Linked DNA regions of Homo sapiens: region 1 is linked to region 2. The links are chromatin loops, found by intact Hi-C in ENCODE. Cell type or tissue: dorsolateral prefrontal cortex. All regions are shown on one strand. Links, peaks and the distances in the headings refer to the core of each region. The heading gives the core; the rest is flanking DNA. Region 1 overlaps FREM2 (FRAS1 related extracellular matrix 2). Region 2 overlaps FREM2 (FRAS1 related extracellular matrix 2).

Evidence for each region. Peaks named below come from ENCODE experiments on the same cell type or tissue, not always from the same donor. Only the 100,000 strongest peaks of a DNase experiment are listed, where the experiment ranks them.
Region 1: a loop joins it to region 2, with 3 times the contacts of the local background. A loop is called at or near these places in 2 of 110 quality-filtered maps.

The regions. Positions count from the first base shown.
Region 1 is chr13:38,816,760-38,825,107 of GRCh38, forward strand. All of the region lies in intron 6 of FREM2 (FRAS1 related extracellular matrix 2), which reads left to right. It overlaps FREM2-AS1 (FREM2 antisense RNA 1), which reads right to left. Exons shown (of 2, transcript NR_146963.1): 2 at 4,925-5,343. Among named protein-coding and RNA genes, the nearest start is that of FREM2-AS1, 6.7 kb to the right of the region's middle. RefSeq lists an enhancer at 7,760-7,949. In dorsolateral prefrontal cortex, for the core only: a CTCF peak has its summit at 5,304; DNase peaks (open chromatin) are centred at 2,512 and 5,162; H3K27ac peaks cover 3,540 bases.
Region 2 is chr13:38,867,704-38,876,051 of GRCh38, forward strand. FREM2 (FRAS1 related extracellular matrix 2) reads left to right here. Exons shown (of 24, transcript NM_207361.6): 17 at 5,039-5,231; 18 at 6,779-6,883; 19 at 8,319-8,348. Among named protein-coding and RNA genes, the nearest start is that of FREM2-AS1, 44 kb to the left of the region's middle. RefSeq lists a silencer at 5,114-5,203. In dorsolateral prefrontal cortex, for the core only: a CTCF peak has its summit at 5,211 (motif pointing left); DNase peaks (open chromatin) are centred at 5,168 and 6,828; H3K4me3 peaks cover 1,427 bases; H3K27ac peaks cover 2,023 bases.

The DNA of each region.
Region 1 (8,348 bases), core at 326-8,325, 51 kb before region 2:
CAAATTTGAAAGGAGGAAGCTAAGTGCCCTGTTTGCAGATGACATGATCTTATATATAGAAAACCTTAAAGACTCCATTGAAAAACAGAACTAATAAACAAACTCAGTAAAGTCGCAGTATACAAAGTAAACATACAAAAATCAGTAGCATTTCTATATGCTCTTAGTGAACTATCTGAAAAAGAAATCAAGAAAACAGTTTCATTTACAATAGCTACAAAAAAGATACCTAGTAATAAATTTAGTCAAGGAGGTGAAAAATCTTTATACTGAGGCTATAAAACTTTGATGAAAGAAATGTAAAATAATACAAATACATGGAAAGATATCCTATATTTGTGGATTGTAAGAATTAATGTCATAAAATGGCCAAACTACTCAAAGCGATGTACAGATTAATGCAATTCCTATCAAAATGCCAATGGCATTCTTCACAAAAATAGAAATAAACAATTCTAAAATTTATCTAGAACAAAAGACCCAAAACAACCAAAGCAATCCTGTGCAAAAAGAACAAAGCTGGAAGCTTCATACTACCTCACTTCAAAATATACTACAAAGCTATAGTAAGTACAGAACAACATGGTGCTGGCATGAAAAACAGACACATAGACCAATGGAATAGAATATAGAACCCAGAAGTAAATTTACACACCTACAACCAACTGATTTTCAACAAATGTACCAAAAATACATGTTGGGGAAAAGACAATCTTTTCAATAAATGGTATTGGGAAAATTAGTTTATCTACGTGCAGAAGAATGAAACTAGATCCCTACCTCTCACTATATATAAAAATCAACTCAAAATGGATTAAGGATCTTAGTGTAAAATCTGAAGCTAACAGAAGAAAACATAGGAGAAACACATCAGAGCATTGGGCTGGGCAAGGACTTTTTAGATAAGACTTCAAAAGGATAGTCAACAAAAGGAAAAATAGGCATATAGGATTATATCAAACTAAAAAGCTTTTCCATAGCAACAGAAACTGTTAAGAGAGTGAAGAGACAACCTACAGAATGGGAGAAAATATTTGCAAACTATAGATGCGAAAACGGGTTAATATCTAGAATATATAAGGGACATAATAGCAAAACAACAATAACAATATTAATCAAAAATGGGCAAAAGGCCATTTTTCAAAATAAGACATACAAATGACAAACAGGTATATAAAAAATGTTCAACATTGCTAACCATCAGAGAAACACAAACCAAAACCAAAATAAGATACCATCTCACTTCAGTTAGAATGGCTATTATAAAAAAAGACAAGTGTTGGTGAGAATGTGGAGAAAAGGGAACACTGACGTACTGTTGGTGAGGTTGTAAGCTAGTACAGCCATTATGGAATACAGTATGGCGGTTCCTCAATTAACTAGAAATAGGATTCCCATATTATTCAGCAATCCCACAGTTGAGTATTTACTGAAAATATTTGAAATCCATATGTTGAAGAGGTATCTGCATGCCCATGTTTATTGCAGCACTATTTACAATAGCTAAGATATGGACTCAACCTAAGTATTCAACAATGGATGAATAGATGAAAAAATGTGGTATAAAAACCCAACAGAATACTATACAGTCATAAAACATAATGAAATCCTATCATTTGAGACAACATGGGTGAACCTGGAGGACACCATGTTAAGTGAAATAAGCCAGACACAGAAAGACAAATACCACATGATGTCACTCATATGTGGAATCTACAAAGGAAAAAAAGTTGATATCATTGAAGCAGAGAATAGAACTGTGGTTATCAGAGATTGGGAAAAGGAGAAAGGAGAGGTAGATGGAGAAAGGTTGATTAATAGGTACATGTTACAATTACATAGAAGGAATAAATTCCAGTGTTCTATTGCACAGTAGTGTGACTATGGTTAACAATAAAATATTATATATTATAAAAAAGCTGACTGGACATGATGGCTCATGCCTGTAATCCCAGCACTTTGGGAGGTTGAGGCAGGTGGATCACCTGAGATCAGGAGTTTGAGACCAGCCTGGCCAACATAGTGAAACCCCGTCTTTACTAAAAATACAAAAATTAGTGGGGCAGAGGTTGCAGTGAGCCAAGATCGCACCACTACACTCTAGTCTGGGCAACAGAGCAAGCCTCCGTCTCAAAAAAAAAATGCTAGAAGAAAGGCTTTTGAGTGTTCTCATCACAAAGAGATAATGCATGATGTGCTGGATATACTAACTACCCTTATTGTGTCATTATACAATACAGAAATATATCAAAACATCAAGTTGCACCTCATAAATATGGGAAATTACAGAGTGTCAATTAAAAAACAAATTTAAAAACAAAGAAGAAGGCAAATGAGCAAAGATCAGAGACTGCTGTAGTGGGTTTGTTAGCAATAGGAGTCCATTTGACTCAACCTGTTATGGCCAGAACCTCCAAAGGCCCTGGCTGCTATGCTGCTGTGCGCTTGCCTGGTCTTTTTGAAACTGTTGATACAATGCACTGCTCACCACAGGAAAAGCATTAAAGAGCTTTGTTCCACTGCACACACACAAGCTTGGCAAGCAGCCACTTGAATTTCTCCTGCTAGTCACATAAAAACATTTCACCACCATTACCAGAAAAGGCAAAGGCTCCAAACTTCTTTATGAGAAAAACTAACCATTTTGTATAATTTACACTGAAGAATGACCTTTCTCCCCACAAGAAAGTGAGCACAGGGAGCTGTGGCAGGACATAGGGCTGGTTCACCCAGAAATGAGCCCTCAAATTCATGGAGTGTAAATTTACAGATATGTAGTCTGCTAGAGTGGTTTTAGGATATCAAGGTTGTGGTACCGATTAGGATCATGCTGTTCACAATATTAAATTAACTTATGTCTTTATTTTTTAGGGCTTTGTAGATATCATATATTTTTATATAATCATAGCTATCATGAACACCTTCCAAGATGTGCTAAATCTTTTACCTGAATTATTTAATACACATATGCACATACACAAATTATGAGCCAAGTTTTATTATGCCTGGGTTTTATCATCTGTGAGTGGTTGGATAACTTGCCCAAGGTCAAACAGCCGGTAAGCATTTAGCCAGCCTGACTAAAGAGACTATGGCATTAACAACTACGCAGCACACTTCATATTATACTAGCAGTAAGTATATTTAATATACACAATGACCTTCTGATTCTACAATGTAATACTCAAAGTTATTATTAGTTATCCTAATAGGGAAGTTTACAAGATGAAACAAGCTATATATACTTTTATAGACATATAGCACCTGAATATTGATAATTGAAATGTCATAGATAATAGAATAACTTGTAAATGAACTATTCTTGTTGATCTTTTATCAATTATAACTCCCCTTGGATCTTTAGCAAAGCTTATTAGTGCAGTCTCAATCTGGTACTTCAATTGGACAAGGAATAGCACTGCTTTTTCCACATCATCTAGCAAATGACCCGGTGAAAATGGTTGCCTTTCTGAAAGATTGCATTTTGGCTCTCTTGTCAAGTCCTCGTGGATAAATATTGTCTTGAGTTTGTTTTGTCTTTTTCCCAGTAACACTATCTGCCTGATTCCCATCTCTTCCAAACAGAAAAGTGAATGCTGGCCATGCAATACTATCTTACAGACATCAAAGAATACATATTTCTGATTTATTACCACTAAAACCCTGGAAGCAGTTTACTAAACATTTATAGGAACCTCAAGATCTCAGTCACAGAAAATTCCATTTTAGTGTTAAAAATCACATAAATCTGAGAAGCAGCTTCTCAGATACTAGACTTCAGAATTTGTAAATTTAAAACTATTAAAATGAATTTTATAATAAAAACCAATAAAATACACAAAAAGTTGATTAAATGGAAAAGATCTCTTACTAGATACTATTGTTGTGATCAAAAAGTCCTAATTATTTGCTGGCCAGAGAGGTCTGGCATATCTTTTTATTGAAATCATAAAACATACAGAAAATGCTGAAAAGCCAAACATGGCAACTTGGCTGAAAACAGAGCACTTCAAAGTCTTGGCCTGCATGCCTCAGTGATGTAAAGAGAGGCCAGCATCTGTGAAATGCTGCCATGGACTTGCAGGGCTATGATTATTTTAAGTCTAGAAAATGCACTATGCACCTATGGTCTACTGTTGAAAACATGTACCTCCATTACTAAACAGACAGCAGCATCTCCACGTATGGTATTAGAATGAAATATTAAGAAAACATTTTGTAATAGATGTACTATTTTCTGACATTGGTGGATATACCAGTGGTCACTGTAGAGATGTGAAACTTGCTAGTTTGCTTCTTTATAAAACCAGAAGTAGTTGTCTCATTAGGAGTCCTTATGGTGTCCCTATGTTCTCTGTGAACCTTCCTTCTCTTTGTAGATAAATGTTACCTTTCAGAGGGAACAGATAGGTGTTATGTTTTCCTTGAGAAATAGGCCTTCATCCTGTCTGACTGGACATCAGATCTTCTTTTCCCTGATTTATTCCTGTGTTGTAAATCTTATACATTTTTTTTTTGTAATTGGCCTAAAATCTTCCTTAAATTATGTAGAGAACCTTACACTGACCTAGAAAGATACAAGATTGCCCAGTCAAATATAGTGCTATTGTTATTTGACAAACAGTAAAGTATGTGACAAATAATCACAATAATAATTTATATTGAAATTTTAAACATATAGCTAAAACTAAAAATGCCTTCTTTCTCTAGGCCATTTGTAACCATTTGAAGCACTTAAAATGATGGATGAAGCTTTTCCTTCATACTACTGGAGAAATAAATCATCTTTTTTTCTCTTTTTTCTAAGAAACAGGTCTTTTTTCTGTCTCTCTGAAACAGGCGTTTGAAATAATTTGAATTCACACATTTATTCATTTAAAACACACACCTAACATCTCTCATGTTTCCAGATGCTGTGCGAGGGTAGAGGGCATAAGGATTTGTCCTGGCCTCACTTCACGTGCTTATAGGCCCCTGCTAAGTGGCGGGCAGTCTCCAGGACATTAAGGACACAGTGGTGAAAGACACTAGCCCAATCTATAGAGAACTTCGAGACGGAAATAGACAAACAGCTCCAACAAGGCAAAGGGTAAGTCCAGGCTCCCCATGCAGTGACGGCTTTCAGAAGGTTCTCTCACTTGGCCTCAGGCTCCCGGAAGGCCAGTTCTCTTCCACACAAAGAATGGAGGAGTCTGAATCATTGAGTGGGCAGCCAGTAAACTGATGCTCAGAGTCACGTGTCTTTTTAGGCTGTGACAGTCTCTCCATTGTGAAGACAACTGCACTATTTGGGATGAGCCAAGTTACAGTACAATTCAGCAGTTCCTGAGTTTAAACACATTCCTGTGAAAAGAAATAAAACAGCTGATAGATCTTTACTCGTGTGTACCTTTTTAAAAAGCAAGAATATAGGTATTGTGAGAGGAAAAAAATAGCTTTCTTTTTACACCTTATAGAGCTGAAATATATCTCAGCTTCAATTTCCCTGAGGGTGTTTCACAAACAATGGGTTTCACAGGCCCAGGAAGTATACTACAGAGCTGAAGCTCTGTGGTCAAAATGCCAACAAGGAGCCCATTCTTTCTTTCTTTTTTTTTTTTTTTTTTTTTTTTAAGAATCACACTTATTCAGAAGGGTAATTTTTGAGAGCACACTCCCTGCCAGAGAAGGCTTTAAAAAGCCAAAGCCACAGTCTTTCACAGTCTCAGTGCTGCAAGATGATCCTATAAATACAAGATAAAATTAGAAGTGGTCTAGGTGTTGCTTTATGCCTGTGGGTCTAGCGTGCACGGTCTGCATCTCATAAACTGGTGGAATGCTGTCTGCGCTAAATAGGGGGTTGAAAACAGTACAGTTTTATAAGTCTTTCCAGGGGATCGCTATCCTCCCAACAAACCTAGCATGCATGTTTTCTGTGATGTTGGTCCTCAACATATATTTTGAAGTTTTTAAAATGACAGTATATCTAAATAGTAATATGTATTCGATCTAGTTCAGTATACTGAGAGGACAAATCAACGCTTTGCAGTAGAAGATGTTAGGTTAGCTCCCTGAGGAAAATTTTATGACTCTGTTCAACACATCCCTTGACATCTCTGTGAAGAAGGAAACTTCATCAAACCCTGTGATGTAATTATGGAAGACACAATGATTTTGTCATGTGTGAAAACTCTTTTTTTCTTCTTCTTTTTAAACAGTGCAAGAAAAGTGATGTAGGCACACATCTTACCAGACTTAATGTCTTAGATTCTGAAAAGCATCAAAACAAATCAGGAGAAAAACTCAATAGATTAGAACACTTAGTCCTTGCCCTACCCTGTTTTATTCCCGCTTATCCCTAATCTTGGTGAATGGTTCTATGAGTACTGGATTCCTTCCTCTCAGTCCTCACCCCAACTCCTTGATTCTACCTCCTTCATATCTCTAAATATTATATCCTTATTATTTTTCCTCGTCTGAACTGCCATCACCTGATCCAAACGAACTTCCTATCTTGCCTGGATTCTTGCACTTGCCAACTAGCTAGGCCGCCTGCTTCCAGTTTGCTCATATCCCACCCCTTTCCACCAGACCATTCATCCTCCAGAACCCTAAATGCACATTTCATCATCATGTTCCCCCCTTTTTTAACACTGAGCACACCTCTCACCTGCTAATTTCTAGGACAAGGCTCCCACCACAAGGTCCTGCATGGCCTGGCCATGGCTCCCTGCTTTCCTTGTTCACCCCATCTCCTCATTCCAAGCAGCATACAATACCACAGCAAACTCTGCAGCCCCCAAACATATGAGGCTGTCTACTTATCTTTAGTTTCTATTTCTGCTTCTACTTGAAGAAAAATTCTCCCTCTCTACCTCCTCATTCATCAGCTGGCTAACTCATATTAATGCCTCAAAATTCAGCTGCCAATAATTAAAATAATAATAATAATAACTTATGGTGACTGAGCACTTTCCATGTGCAGGTAAAGTAGTAACTTTATGGTCATCTTATTCTTCCTTTAAGAGAAAACATTCACAATTAAGCAACAGATAAGAGATGAGAGAAGTACCAGGGGACAGCAGTAATATGGAAAGAAAAGGATGAAGATGCAAGAAAAAAGGTTGTGGCCCATAGTATTAAATTCTTCAACGATAAAGACAAAGATTTGCAATATGCAATTGGGTTTTGCAAAAAGAAGGGCATTGGCCAACTTGGAGAGAGTATTTCTTGAGTGTTTTGGAGAATGAGGCCGTGTTTCAATGAGCTTAAAATTAATGAGAGCTGAGAATATGAAAATAATGGATAGAGCATTTCAAGTGATTATTCAAGTGAAAGGAAGAAAGAAACTTTAAGATCAAATACCGGTGCTTGTGATAGGGGACAGAGTGGTAGTATTGTGGGAAAGATATGTTATGATGATTTTATGTAGAGAAGAAAGAGTGAGGAGAAAGAGACAGTTTTGTCACATAAAGTAGTAAAATTGGGTAGCACAATCTAAGCAATTAGAATTACATCATACAAGGAGAGGCATGATATGCTTATGAAGCCATATTGCTCGGTGTCTAATTCTGGCTCTGTCTTATAAGGTATATGTTCTTGGGATAATTATCTAACCCTTCTCTGCCCCAATTTCCTCATAACGTAACAGCCTGATGAGTTATTCTGGCTCGGTACACAAATAAAGACCGTGGCATTTTAGGAAAGAAAGAGTTTAATTGACACGAGGTCAGCCACACCATGTAGGAGATAGAGTTATTACTCAAATCAGTCTCACCAAAGGCTCATAGGTTAGGGGTTTTCCAAAGGTATTTTGAGGGAAACAGTGGGAGTGGCTATGCAATGGGTGCTTGCTGCTGATTGGTTGGGTCAGAGATGAAATCATAGGGAATTGAAGCTGTCCTCTTGAGCTGAGTTGGTTCTGGGTGGGGCCACAGGAGCCACCAGTTAGCAGCTCTAGGTGGAGCCATGCTGTTAGATACACACAAAACCTGAAAGGATATCACAAAATGCCTATCTACAATAGAAAAGTGATGTTATTTGCAGGAGTAACTGGGGAAGTTACACCTTATCAGAATTCAGACTCCTCTCCTCCTGTAGGCTGGTGGTCTCTCATTAGCTTCATAAAGGCAATTGAGTTTTGGGGAAGGACGGTTTTCATTTAAACTATAAACTAAATCTCTTCCAAAGTTAACCAGCCTAAACCCAGGCAGCTTGAAAGCTAAAGAAAAGGTTGGGGGTGGAGGGGGGCGGCGGGCTAGATCAGATCTCCCTCACTGCCATAATTTTCTCACTGATATAATTTTTTCGAAGATGGTTTCAATAATACTGTCTACCTCATAGGGTTGTTATACAGAATAAATAAGTTA
Region 2 (8,348 bases), core at 291-8,290:
AACACCAGAGAACTGGGAGTTCTGATATCCAAGGGCAGGAAAAGAAGAGTGTCCCAGCTCCGAGAAAGAGAGAGAGATAATTCACAACCACTCTTTGAGATAAGTACTATTTTTGTCCTTTTCTTTTCCTTTTTTGTCTATCTAGGCCTCAGCCAATTTGGTGGTGCCCACTTACATTGAGTGAGGATGGGTCTTCCTTACTCAGTCCACGGATTCAAATGCCAGTCTTTTCTGGAAACACTCTCATGGACACACCCAGAAATAATGCTTTACCCACTATCTGGGTATCCCTTAGTCTAGTAAAGCTGACACCTAAAATTAACCATCATAGATGGCGGTCCCATTTTCTTCTACCTTCTTCACTGAGGTTAAGTTTCTACTTTTCCCCTTGCTGTTGATAGTCTCCTACACCCTCACCTCAACATACACGCACATATTATTTACACATAGGTGAGGGAGAAGAAAATAAAAATTAAAGTAGAAGAAATTCAACCCTCTGAGATATTGCCCTAATTTTCCTCCATTAGTTTTGGCTTATAGTGAAGAGAACAAAATATCTAATAATAGTACTAACAATAACAGTAAGCACAATGATAGTTGTAATAGCTTACATTTATTGATTGTTTACTACATGCCTGCCATTCCTCTAAATACTTTGTATATTTCCACTCATTCTAGCCTCACAACAACCCTTTGAGATAAGTACAAGTTTTGAAGCAAAGAGAATTCAAATAACTAGCCCAGGTTCGTGTAGCTTGTACACCTATGCTGTTAAACACATCATAATGCTTATCTGGGCATTAAATTGAATGTGAGTGAATGTGAGAAATGGATATGGTCATGGATGCAATTGCAAGAAAGCCAGGTGAACTTTTTCCTTTGTCCTTGGTACAAGTATGCTGCCTGACAGCATTCATGAAAATACGTGCCAGATAACATCCACACCCACTGTTGGTAAAACGGTGCAAATCCATGTCCTAACAACAGTGGTCTACAGCTTCATCTGAATACAGGCAGATCAGTGTTGAATGCAAGCATATTTCATGAGATGGCACCTGAAGGAAAGCAAAGTAAATGCTTGGTAAATTCTACTTTATACTCTATTTTGGAATGTCATGAGAGCCTTCCAAACTTTTGCATTTCAGCATTAAGGATGGGAAAATGGAGAAAAATAAAAAGCAAACCATCAGCACAGACTCCATGTGCTTCAGAGGCTTCGTGGTTTTATTGACCACCCCAGGAAACAGCCCCTGCAGCAAGCCAGTGCTGACCCAGGTCTGTTTGTCCTCAACAATCCCACAGAGCCCAGGCCAAGCGCCTAGCAGACATTACTTGCCCTCCTCTAGTCCTTTCCCAAATTTGGCATCTCAGCTCAAGGTAATCACTGTGCAAACACATTTTATCAACTGGCAATTGCTTTTGCTAGGAACAACATGATAGAGAATTGATTTTTTAAATGTGTTCTTAGTAGCTAAAGCTACCACCATAAAATATTGCCAAGTCCCTGCATTTTTCTTTGTAAATGAAAATCAACACACTCTGTAAGGGTTTTCTGCCTTCTCCAACCTCCCAATTTCGATTATTTACCTTATTAGTTAACAGGATAGTTATCTGTTAACAGCAATGAAGTGTGATTAACTTTTATGCAGCTAGACTACATCTAGCTTCAGCTATTATTAAAACTATATCTGATTTTGCCATCTCATTTATTTGTACATTCATTCATTAAAGAAATATTCCATGAACACCTACTCTGTGCCAGGGAACATACCAAGTACTCATGAGGACACCAGACATGAAGCTTACGGAGGAACAAAGTCGTTACAAGAGTCAGATCATCACTCATAAAAGTTAAGAATTTTACTTGCCAAGAAAAACAAATTTGGAATTTCTCTAATGATATTTAACTCTAAAATCATTTTAATAGTTTCTAAAATATAAACACAGATAAATAGCAGGAAAAGCAAAATAGAGATGAATTAAATAAATGATTCCACTCTACCTTTGTGTGTGACACCTATTTTGTAAATAAAATTTAAAGTTGTTTGGGTTCACAATAAAAAACACTTTAGATGCAAAATGGTTATTAAAGTTAAATTAAGTTCTTAGAACTATCAGATAGTTTGGTAGTTTTTCTCTTGAAAACAATTTTTTAAAATAATTGAAGACTGCAGATCATTTGATCTTTTATTGTCCTGGCTAGCTGTTTTGCGACATAGAATCTTAACTCTCCCATTTGTTTACAGGTAAACAGCGACTGATAACATCGTTCAGTGTGCATGAATAAGCTACAGAAATGCAACCCCAATCACAGTTTTCACTTAAAACATGAAATTATAATGTACTTATCAGAAGACATAGAATAATTTTGGAAAAGTAAACAAATTTTTTTCTTAGTTGCTTTAGGGAATAATTATGCCTCTTTTTTACTATGTATTTGATTTAGATATATGAAACTTTGAGGCTGGAATATACTTGAGGTCATTTTTCCATCCCATTGTTTTATACTTTGTACACTGATACTCTTTTATATGTAAGCCACTCTCAATTATTTTGCAGGATATATACTTACCCCAGTGTGTAGCAGAATAAATTTGACAGTGTGTTACTTTTTCCATGGTATTTGCATTTTACACTTTCCTTTTAAATATGGAATTTAAAGTATTGCTTGCCTTTGATGAAGAAACTTCAAACAGCAATAGGGACATATGAAATCACTCATTGTGTCTCGGTTTCTTTAAGATTTGACAGATATTTATTTCAGTATAAACAAATACCTCGAAAAGTCCTGTGATACAGGCTGAAAGAAAATTAAGTGCTTTTTAAGTTGACATCTAAATGTTAGAATGATTGCATTGCACTCTTCACTTTTGAAGAAGGTAGGTGATCTAGATGGTCAAGATAGTTTCATTTAGGCTCCAGTTCCTCCAGGTAGAGATTCTAAGTAGACAGAAAGAAGACCTAGCCATGGGTACTAAGAAAATGCAATGGAATGCTGATTCTGTGTCCAAAAATGATCAAGCTCTAGTTTACCACAACATCAAATAAAATCAAATCAGAATTAGTTGGGGAGCTGTACTCCAAGTAACTTATTCATAGGAAGTGAGTATTAGTAATTCCCTCCAAAATAGCATACTCAGTAACATTTGATGGATAGAATATAACATTGGAAAAAATTATTCTTAGCACCTATAAAGCTTAATTGGAAATCTATTCCTAAAACCTAATTATTTTTTAAAATCATGGTTTATTAAAATTGTAAGGTAAAATATTAATCTTAAGGACTAGTGGCATATGGGTTGACTTAGTCACCGTCCATTTCCCTGCACTTCAAAATCAATTGCTCAATGAGGTAATAACAGCCGCCCATAGAAACTACTGTCTCAAAGGACTTTTAATGCAAAGCACCTCTCCTGCTGGCCAGGCTAGCAGGTAAGAGGGAATGCTAACTACTATACTATACAGCTAAGAATGAAATAACTGGTTTGGTTGATGGTTCTTTTCTATATATTTTTATTAGGGATTCAGGTCATCATTTTTGTGACATGAGCAGTTTACTTTTAACTTCATAAGAATGTTCTAAATTATAGTTCTCATGATTTAAATTATTTGCTAACTCATGCCTGTGATTCTTGTTGTGAGCTGTGTGGAAGGAGAACTAGACCATAATCAGACAGCCTGACTCAAACTTCTATGGAGTGTGATCTGACCTAAGTCCTTTCCTCTTGTGTAGAAGAGGCTAGTTGTATTTGTCCTACTATTGTGCAGAGCTATTTTGAGAATGAAATATGATAGCCTTTGTTAGATGACCTTAGGACTGCCTTCATCTTTGTTTGGAATACGATGAAGTAAGACAGAATAGAAAAAAAACATGGGCCAAAAGCTGAGTTCTGATCTTGTCCGAGCCATTCAGGAGGTTTAGAGAATACTGTGGGACATTTACCTTTTTCCTTTGAGTCTTAATTTTATCTTTGTCTCTTTCTATCCGTCATCCATTGACCATCCAACTATCCATCCATACATGCAAAATAATTATGGTGGAGAGTGAAAATATTAAATAGTGTTTATTCAGAAACTAGTACAGTTTCTGAAATATGGTAAGTACTCAATATATAAATATTAGTTTATCCTCCACTATTCCCAACCCATCTGCTAAACACCAGAAGGAGGAAAGTATAAAATTCAAGGCAAGACACTTCATTTCAACTAATTATTCTTGAGATATTATAAATGTTATATGTTATTAGTAAATATATTTGCTTCCAGATCTATGTTTCATATTCCCTTAATAAAAAAGTAGCTCATAGCAGCATTTTTTATAATAGCCAAAAACTGGAAACAACCCAAATGGCCATGAAGTGATAAATAGATAAATGAAATGTAATATGTGCATACAATGGGCTGCAATTCATTAACAGGGGAATTAAGTATTGAAACGTGCTCAAACATGGATGCACCTTGAAAACATTATGCTAAATGAAAGAAATCTATCACAAAAAAACACATTTTGTATGATTCCATTTATATGAAATGTCCAGGATAGACAAATACATAAAGACCTAGTGGTTTCCAGGGACTGACGGGGAGGAGGGATTGGGGGTGACTGCTAATAAGTACAGGCTTCCTTTTGGAGGTGATGAAAATCTTCTAAAATTGATTGTGTTGGTTGCACAGCTCCTTAAATATACTAAGAACCATTGAACTGTTTACTTTAAATAGGTGAATTACATGGTATGTAAACTATCTTCATAAAACTGCTCTAAAGAGGATTTTGTAAGTATAGTATGCTCAAAATAATGCACTGTCTTAAGGATTTCTGGTACATATCCTTTGTTGCCAATGAAGGTAATTAGTAACAACTATTTAATCGATCCAAAATTAAGTGAGGGGAAAATAGTGTTATAAAATGCTGTCATTTCCTCTTCTCAATGATTACTCAAAATCTTCAGTTAAGCGAAAAGAGAAAATGGCTTGTACAAAATTAGGCCCACTTAGTTAACACTGAGTCATGTTGATTGATGTAATTTTGTTGTTTTAGGTCCTAAACCTAGTGCAGTCCTATGTGACCCTTCGAGTCCCTCTGTATGTTTCCTACGTGTTCCATTCCCCCGTGGGGGTAGGAGGCTGGCAGCATTTTGACTTGAAGTCAGAGCTTCGTCTAACTTTTGTGTACGACACCGCCATCTTGTGGAATGATGGAATTGGCAGCCCCCCAGAGGCTGAACTTCAAGGTGAGTTCAGAAGACTTGGAAAATTCTATAGTTTTGTAACCTATTTAAACTATTTAAGACGATTTTTTTTTGCCATTGCTAAAAGTAGTACTAGCAAATTTCAGTATATTTTCATTTTCTATCTATAATAAGATAATTTCACCTTTTTCATCAAAAAACTCTTTAAACCATATTAGGGCTTTAAATTTTGTGCAATATGTGATTATTAAATATGACTTTATATATTTCATGGATATTTTATCCTTGCGATCTATTTTAGGTGATTAATTATTTATGTGTTACATAACACAACATATATATTTTTCTGAATTCTAGAAAATGGATAGAGGAAGCTCCAACGAAAGCAAGAAATGACCAAGGGAAAAAGTTACACATTTTTATTTCTGAAAAAAAGAGGTGCATTTAAATTAAATACAAATTATGGCCTGAATTCTAGTCATGACTCTACAACTAACTAGCTGTGAGATCTCAAGCATATTGCTTAACCTTTCTGGGACTTAACTTTTTCTGAATGATAGACACAACTTCTAATATCTCTTTCTGATGTAAAATTCTATTACTCTGGGGTACTTTAGTTGAATGTCTGCGAACTCGGATTGTGAATGCCACTAGTTCGAGTTCGCGAGCATTTGCAAAACTTGGTTTCAATCTCCATGTTAGACTCATAGTTCAAAGTCCACAAGCATCAATCTAATCCATTAGTAGGACGAGTGCTTTTTCTTTTTCAGACATGTATTACTGTTCCGATTCCACAAACATCCATAGTGTCATGCCAGTACTGCATTTTACTAGCCAGCAGGAAAACAGAGTTAATAGTGCACCTCAAATGTAAATCTACTCTCTTAAGTGGATTAAAACCTATTTATGCTCTGTTCATTTTGTTGTTGTCTTTTTTTCTCCATGTTTCATTTTGAATAGTTTCTATTTTAGAGCTATGTGACAGGTAATATGATAACCCTGAGTTATGATTCCAAATTATTTCAAATGTTTTAAGTCCGTGTCTTGTTTTAGAAGATGTATATTTAAGTTAATCTTAATGAGGATTTTTCTGTGGTTCCCAACCTCCACATAGGATCTCTTGTTTCCATCTGATTTCTGGAGCCAAATTTTATCAAACTGCTAAATTTCTTGGGAAAGCTTCAGAGGTTTCTTTAAGTCTATAAAATTAGGAATAATTCTGGATAACTCAAACCTATTTCTATTTACATGTCCGAATCTCCATCATTTTGACAATTTTGTCATGCCTCTCAATTTACAGCTTCATTTTTATAAACTCAGATTTTAAAAAAACTTGGTCTATTGTAAGTAATCTGTGTATTTCATAGTGACTTCACTCATGTTACTTAATAATTCATTTTGGCTCCCTTTTCTGCTTAGAAAAGAAAATGAAGATACTTCTGCCTCTGTTATTCAGAATTCTTCTGATAATACCCTTTGCCCAGAATGTTTAAAGACAAGTCAAACCTGAATTAATTTTTGGAAGGAATCTGTACATAAGGGGTCTCTGGCTACATATATTTTCATTCTTGGTACTCTCCCCATTATAGGTTCTCTCTATCCAACCAGCATGCGCATCGGTGATGAGGGGCGCTTGGCCGTGCACTTCAAGACAGAGGCTCAGTTCCATGGCTTATTTGTGCTGTCACATCCCGGTAAGCCCCGTTATCTTTTAACAACCACTCCTCACACAAAAAGGAGGTAGATTTTCCATCTTCACACATTTCAGCGTGCTTCTCTGTTACCACTGAAGCCCTTAATCTCAAATGAATTGTACATGTGGGATTATCTCCATGAGAGCTTGATAATTGTTCAGCTTCACCTCATAATCCACAAAATTATCATTATGCAGACTTTCAGAGAAAATGCAAAATAATTAGAGTAAAATTAAAAGGAAACCCTATTGAGTTCATTTTAAGTAAAGTTTTCCTTAAAGAGCATAGGAATAATCATTTCTTTCTCTGCTTTGCTTCCATTGTACAAATCGAATTGCAGATGATTCATTCAGCAAGCACTTCTCTTTTCACAGCTTTTTGCTAGGTACTGTGAGAAACCCTTTTAATAGGGTCAGAGGAGGTACTTCACTTTCATATTTAAGTTTTGGACATGTTAATTATGTTTAATAAGTATTGGCTATGCAATTTTACTAACTGTGATTCGCTGTGCTTTGAATATCAACAAGGCAGCAGTCGATAAAATCCCACGTCTAACTTCATTTGTTTTTTGTTTTTTTTTAACAAGGACATTTCACTAGAAAGAGCTTATTTTTTATTTGACTCTCCATATTACCAGTTTAGTAACATGGAGAGTCAAATAAAAAATAAGCCATTTTTCTGCCAGCTTATATTAGATTGGGAAAGGGAAAATAGTTCACTCAACATCTTTATAGCTTTTCTTTTTCTGGACTTGAACTCTAACAAAAGAGAATAGGGCTGAATAATTAGGAAGAGAAAGAGGCTTCATTGTATTTTTATGGAACTGAGCTACAAGAAAGAAAGAACCCAAAAAAATCATTTTGCTTTATTGTATTTGACAGTTCTGGAAAATGAGGATTTTCTGGTCTATACAGTTTTCTTCTACATGCCTACCTTTCTAATAAACTGAATCTTTGTGTAGCCATGATTGCAGGCAATCTAACTAAAATCAGACTCCATTCATAAATTGGGTTTGCCCAGCTGTGTGGATACTAATAGACTATTTTAAGTTCAGCTCGTAACTTCAGTGCACAATAAATGCATTCACATCACCCTTTATTGTGCTGCTGTGACTCCCCAGAAAGTAGCTCTGAACAATTTGAGCATTTCTGTACAATTATCTTTTGACAAAACTATAGAGCAGAAACAGTACTGAAGTAGGAATCAGAAAGTCACATCCTAGCTGTGTGATCTTTGGAAAGTCACACAGTCACTCACAGCCCAGTTTCTTCATCTGCCAGAGGAGGATAATTATACTAACCATGACTGCTTTGCAGCCTTCTTATAAAAACAGAAGCAAATAATGTATGATCATTTATTTTGAAAACTCTAAACTGTTATGCACTCTTTTAATTGAACCACTATATCATTATTATAATTACTGGCACTTTCCTAGCATCCTTTACAAGCTCAGTGATCATGTCAG